Regions from separate parts of the Mus musculus genome. Here region 1 is linked to region 2. The links are chromatin loops, found by intact Hi-C in ENCODE. Cell type or tissue: left cerebral cortex. All regions are shown on one strand. Each heading gives the region's core, and the rest is flanking DNA. Links, peaks and the distances in the headings are about the cores only. Region 1 overlaps Tbc1d14 (TBC1 domain family, member 14). Region 2 holds the start of Tada2b (transcriptional adaptor 2B).

Region 1 (2,896 bases), core at 168-2,667, 46 kb before region 2:
GCCTTGTAACTCCTACTCTGTGTGTCCGTGCGTGAGTGTGTGTGTGTCCAGGAAGGAAAGAGAACTATGTGGCGTTCTTGCTGACTTTGTTCCAGTGCTCTGGACTAGCCTACTCACTAGAAATAATTTTGGCCCTTAATACAGATTTGTGAAAATTTTTCTAAGGTGTAATTTACACTGGAGCCCTCTGACCTAAAGTTAATAGTTTTAATGAATGCATGTTCAGATAATGTCCAGTCACTCTGCAAAGTGTCAGGTGACCCTCCAGGTAACTTTCCAGAAGGAGGCTCTATCAGTATGTACTTTATGCTTATAACCGGCCAGCTTCTGAGAAGTGCTAAGTATATTTATGGAGTTTCTTTTGCTGACACATATTTCTTGCTTTTTTTTTTTTCCTATAATCTTACAATGTAGAACTTAGGCCTTTCTCTTCAGCATGCTGTCTTTTGCTAGCTCCCTTCTCTGTAGTTAGCACCCCCAAGGTTTCTCTGTGGAGCTGGGAGCTACACAATTGGCAGGGAGGCCTCTGAGCCTTGACTCAGCCAGCCCCGCCCCGTCTGTTGTGGAGGAGGTCCTTGACAGCTCGCCCAGCCCAACCTAGGAACACTGAGCAGGGATCCGGGAATCGCTGCATCTGTGAGCGATTGAGTGTCCTGCCGTTCCGGCCACCAGCCCGCCTCACCCGCCCAGTGTGGAGCTGCGTGTAGATCCGTGGTCCAGAGGCAGGAGCGAGGCTGGCCTCCACTCACTGGGCATGGAGCCGCCGGCCACGCGCCTCTGAGGCCTGGCGTTCATGGTGAGTCTTATGCGGGTCTGCCATCCCAGCTTGGCCTCCGCTAGTGTCTCGGCCTGCCCTTCCAGGCCTGCTTGGTCCTGTGCGGGGTACGTGCGGCTGTGTGCATGTGAGCCCGAGTGCAGGTGAGCGCACATCACATGCATCTGTGTTACCCACTAGCAGGAGCTTGCCGGGGACACCAGTGAGGCACCTCCTCCCCAAGGCCTGCCTTCTTTGTGTCTGCTGCTCGCAGGATTTTCTTTCAGGGTAAATTGTCCAGAGACCTCACTCTTCAACCCCATTCTTATTCCAAGAGCCACCGCTCCTTTTCCAGAGTCAGGTCAGTTTAGGCCAGGGGCCACCTAGAGATAGGATGGTCTTATTGAGGAGTCTGGAGGACAGGAGACTCAGGACAGACAGGAGCTGGGTTTCTCAGAGCCCAGTGCAGTTTTGGTACATTTCAGTTTCCCGTGCCTGTGTTAACTTTTGTGTTCTTGATGTTTGTAAGTAATTTGACCACCAGAGAAGGTCTCCTGAGAGCGGCTGTGCCCGGTGCCAGCATTCCCGGGAACTTAGAGAATGCTTTCTGGGAGGAGGGACTTTCCCGGTGTTCAGAGCCTTTACCTACTTGCCCTGGCCAGGTGGCCAAGGCTCTGTCACCATCACTGTCTTCTGGAAAGCTGAGCACCTGTAAAACCTGAGTGGGTCCCTCCCTCTTCAGATGGCAATACAGCTCCATGTCCTACAACAGCAGTCTTCTCTCAAACACTGCTTGTTACAGACAGCGAGGAGTAAAACCAGCCTGCCATGCCACGCGAGTCTCCTTTGTCTTTCTTACAACCCTTTTCGGAGAAATGTTGCAGGAAGTGATTTTATAGTAAAAGTGACAGCCATACGCCTGACGTTTCTGGCCTCTCCTTTGGGTACATGTCTCATATGCCTACTTGTTCTTGTTTAATCTTCCCCTTAACAGACAAAGGAGCCGGTATGGAGGGGAAGACAGTACTCAGGGAGGTAGTCCTCCGGGATGGCCCATCCTGCAGCTCCTCCGTGCTCCCTGCCGTGCTGTTGGCAGACTCGCCCTGTGCTGTCTCTTAAGTTAGTTTATGCTAGCCCAAGTACCCCATGGGATAGCCTATTCCAGACATAGGTCCTGAAGCCTGGACTTTATCAGCAGACAGATCCTGCTGCTGTAGATGGCTGAGTCAGATGTGAGCACAGGCCTGATTGATGTCCTGTCTTCTCGGTGGACTAATTGAGGAAGCTAGTGGGGGTCTGATCAGATTATCGACATTCTTGCCTATCTCTTTAGTTCTCTGGATAGTATTGATAGATAGCCATCTCTCTTCTCTTCCTCCTGGGAAACATTCTTCTATTGCTTCAGATCCAATCTTCTCTCCCTTTTAATACAAATCTGTCTGTTGCTGTGTGTGTGTGTTTGTGTATACATATGCACTCTCACACACACAAGACATGCACATGTATGTGTTCTGTCTCTTTTTTAAAACAAATCCCGTTGCCTGCTGACTTTTGTTTTCTGGTTCCTAGCCTTAGGCAGTGTGCAGATAAGATTTAACCATGTTTACACTCTCCTCCTCTTCTTTGGATTGTTCCACCAGCTGTGGGGAGCTGTGTGTTGAGACCATCGTGGCCAGGCAGAACAATTTTGACTCAGTATCAACTGTTTAAAATGCTCTTGCTAACCCATTGACCAGGGTCTGTGTCTGAAGTAGGCCATTCCATGAAGGGGAGACTTGGGCTAGCATAAACTAATGGAGGAAACAGCATGGGGTAGGTCTGCCATGATCAGCAGTGTCCAGGGAGGGCCATCCCCACCAGCACTGTGTGCACTTTGGTTATTGCTTGTCAGAAGGTTTGTCTGTCTGTCTGTCTGTCTGTCTCTCTCTGTCTCTCTCTCTCTCTCCCCCCCTCCCCCTCCCCTCCCCCTCCCCCTCCCCCTCCCTCTCTCTCTCCCTCTCTCCCTGCCTCTGGCATAAACCTTATCTATCTCTGCTTAAACAGCACAGGTACCGAGATGCTGTTTCTTGTTCCTTCTGGCCCTTTACTTGTTGTTTCTCACCTCTCTGCATCTCTCATGGTCTGCACTGTGCAGTAGCTTGT
Region 2 (2,896 bases), core at 156-2,655:
ACTAGCAGGGAGTGGTACTGTTCCACCAGCTCGCCGCGCAGTTGCTGCTCTTGCAGCTTCTGCATGTCCGCTGTCCACTCAAACTCTTCAGTGGACGCCCCTTTTTGTTTCTCCTCTTCCTTGGCCTCTCCAGGGTGAAGTTGCTCTTCTGTGCTTTTGTGTCGTTCTCGATCTGTCCCCTCGATCTCTTCACTGTCTCTCTTCTTCAGTGACTCCCTTGCTTTCTCTTTCGCAGCTTGTGGGCCTGGGGCAGCCCCCTCCTCAACAATTGTGGTCAGCGGTAGAGATGGCCGGAACCGTGACTCCTTCCTCTTCTCCCTCTTCCCCTTGCCCTTCGGCTTCTCTGGCCTGTCCCGTTCCTCTCCCTCATCCTCATCCTCATCCTCATCCTCGTCCTCGTCCTCGTCCTCATCCTCGTCCTCATCCTCGTCTTCGTCTTTGTCCTCTGGTTCCTTGGACTCCGGCTTGGTCTTGGGCTGGGTCTGTGGCAGACTCTCTGGCTCTCGGGACACGGCCTCGCCCGCGGTCTCAGCGGCCCCCGGACTTTCCGGGACCTCAACATGCGCGTAATCGATCCCCTCCGAATCCTTCGCTTTTGAGCTGTCCGACACCGGCTGGGTCTCGCTCTCAGGCTCCCGCCCTTGCGTCGGCTCCGGCTCTGGCTTCGGCTCTGGCTCCTGCTCTACAGGGTTGGCCGGAGTCAGAGGTTCGGAGCTAACCTTGATCTCGAGCGACTGCCTGGCCAGGCCTTCCTCGGCTCGGTCTTTGCCCTCGATGTCCCCGTAGTGGCTGTCCATTTTCGACCCGCCGGCCCCGCTCTGAGGCCGGCTGATGCCTGCTGTTAGGTTTCCCGGGGCAACCAGGGCGCGCGGTGGGCCCCGCGATTGGTCACCCGCCTTCCATTTCTCTCCACCTCCCGGCAATATTAGGCCAATGAAGATCTGCGAACAGGTGAAGGGAGGCGCTAATTGGACGCTGGTTCCCGAGAGGCGTGGCCCGCACGGCCTACTTCCGGTCCGCGCCCCGCCGGCTGACAGGCTTAGGGCGGGGCCTCGCGGCTCCTCCAGTCCATGAGGCCGCGGGAGGCGCCGGCGCGCAGGCGCAGAGCAAAGACTCGGCTGTCCGCGAGAGGGCGCGCGGGGGGCGCCTGCGCGATGCGGCGGGGAGACAGCGGCTGCGGCGGCGGCGGCCGGGCCGGGCCGGAGGGCGCCTGCGTGCTGAGGCGGGACGCGGCCCGCCTGGCCGGCTCCGGCGGCGCCTGGGCGGGGGCGGCCGTGGCAGCGGCCGGCAGCGGCACGGGCGCGGCGGGCGCAGCGAGCCCGGCAGGCGGCGGGGCGCTGACGGCCGGGGGCGCGGCGGCTGCGGGCCGGGCGGCGGGCGAGCGGGGGAAGATGGCGGAGCTGGGTAAGAAGTACTGCGTGTACTGCTTGGCCGAGGTGAGCCCGCTGCGCTTCCGCTGCACAGAGTGCCAGGACATCGAGCTGTGCCCCGAGTGCTTCTCGGCCGGCGCGGAGATCGGCCACCACCGCCGCTACCACGGCTACCAGCTGGTAGACGGCGGACGATTCACACTCTGGGGTCCTGAGGCGGAGGGCGGCTGGACCAGCCGCGAGGAGCAGCTGCTGCTGGACGCCATCGAGCAGTTCGGCTTCGGCAACTGGGTGAGCGGCGGGCTACGGCTAGAAGGGAGGGCATGGCTGGCTGGCTCGGTGTACGTTGCGGAGGGCCGCAGGTGGTCGGATGGTTGTGTCCGGAACGTGTTGGTCACCAGCGGTCACACAGCTGGTAGAGCAGGGCCTTGACCCATTGCCCCGACACGGAGCTGTCTGCCCTTCACACTCGTCCTCAAGAGGTGTGCATTGAACGCGGGTAGAGGGTAGGCCCTGTGCGTTGCCAGGCTTATCCTTGAGTCAGATGGCAGCAAGCTAGATCCCACTGTCCTTTGCTGAGTTCCCCTAGTACGGTTGTGTTCTCCTGGGCATAGTGGTGGGGAAGGCCAGAAGCCTGGGGCTGCCCGTCCCGCCTGCACTTAGTCTGCATTCAGGGCTTCGTGTGCTTTCTGTGGGTGTCAGCATGTGCCCTGTGCTAAGGTTCTCAATGAGTAGCAGTATCTTGTTTAAGTCTTAGTCTCCACAGCACCCAGGACATGGTGTGATGGGTGGACAGTAAAGAATGAACAAAGGCGTGTTCCTGAAGAGGCATGGATCCTGGGGTCTGCTTTCTAGCTGTCAGGTTTCTGTAGAGGTAGCTCACTGGTAGTAAGAGCCTTCATGTGTGCCAGCCAGATAGTGTGCTGGGCTCCTGGTTGTTCTCTGGCTGTCTCTAAGGAGCTCTCCTTTCTATTCCTCACCTATGTTAGGGATGAGATCTGGCTGCATTGTCACCATTGCCTCCAAGAATATGTCACATCTTCAAGCTTTCAGAGAAGCAGGGAGCTCGGCATGACCCTCTCCTGTCCAGACTCTTCCCTGGTATGTTAGGGCCCTCTGACCCTAGCTTCCCCGAGCTTCCCCTACTCCAACCCTACTGCCCTCCTGTTTCAGATCGTCGTAGAATGAGTGACCTTCTGGACCCACTTCCCCACTTAGGAAGGAGTCTACTCCACAGATGTCTTACCAGTGAGCAACACTGGCTCCTGCTCTCTAAAAACAATGGGTTACTTTGTCTCTAAGTGGTGTTTATTGGTGTGTATTGCGCATATGCTTTGTACAGATCAGGCAACATGAAGGACCTTGAAGAAGAGCCTCAGTGCTGAAAGTGTGGCATTCATATGCTCTGTTTCTGGAGCTTGTCGCATACCTGGTGATCCCTCTCTACCTGATTGCCTGTGAAGACTCACTTGTCCTCAGTTATACACAGAGCCAACCTAAAGCCATCAACCACATCCAATTGGTCA

Evidence for each region. A loop is a pair of places that touch in the nucleus more often than their neighbours do. Peaks named below come from ENCODE experiments on the same cell type or tissue, not always from the same donor. Only the 100,000 strongest peaks of a DNase experiment are listed, where the experiment ranks them.
Region 1: it touches region 2 in a loop (2.1-fold over the local background); 7 of 42 quality-filtered maps call a loop at or near these places.

The regions. Positions count from the first base shown.
Region 1 is chr5:36,528,323-36,531,218 of GRCm38, reverse strand. The region is part of intron 3 of Tbc1d14 (TBC1 domain family, member 14); the gene reads left to right. Among named protein-coding and RNA genes, the nearest start is that of Gm32528, 17 kb to the right of the region's middle. In left cerebral cortex, for the core only: no CTCF peak of the experiment used is centred there; DNase peaks (open chromatin) are centred at 605, 1,340 and 1,525; H3K4me3 peaks cover 1,799 bases; H3K27ac peaks cover 2,186 bases.
Region 2 is chr5:36,482,553-36,485,448 of GRCm38, reverse strand. It overlaps Tada2b (transcriptional adaptor 2B), which reads left to right and starts at 1,164. Exons shown (of 2, transcript NM_001170454.1): 1 at 1,164-1,661. The coding sequence starts at 1,392. Ccdc96 (coiled-coil domain containing 96) reads right to left here and starts at 861. Exons shown (of 1, transcript NM_025725.3): 1 at 1-861. The coding sequence starts at 797. In left cerebral cortex, for the core only: a CTCF peak has its summit at 1,105 (motif pointing right); DNase peaks (open chromatin) are centred at 992 and 1,621; H3K4me3 peaks cover 2,115 bases; H3K27ac peaks cover 677 bases.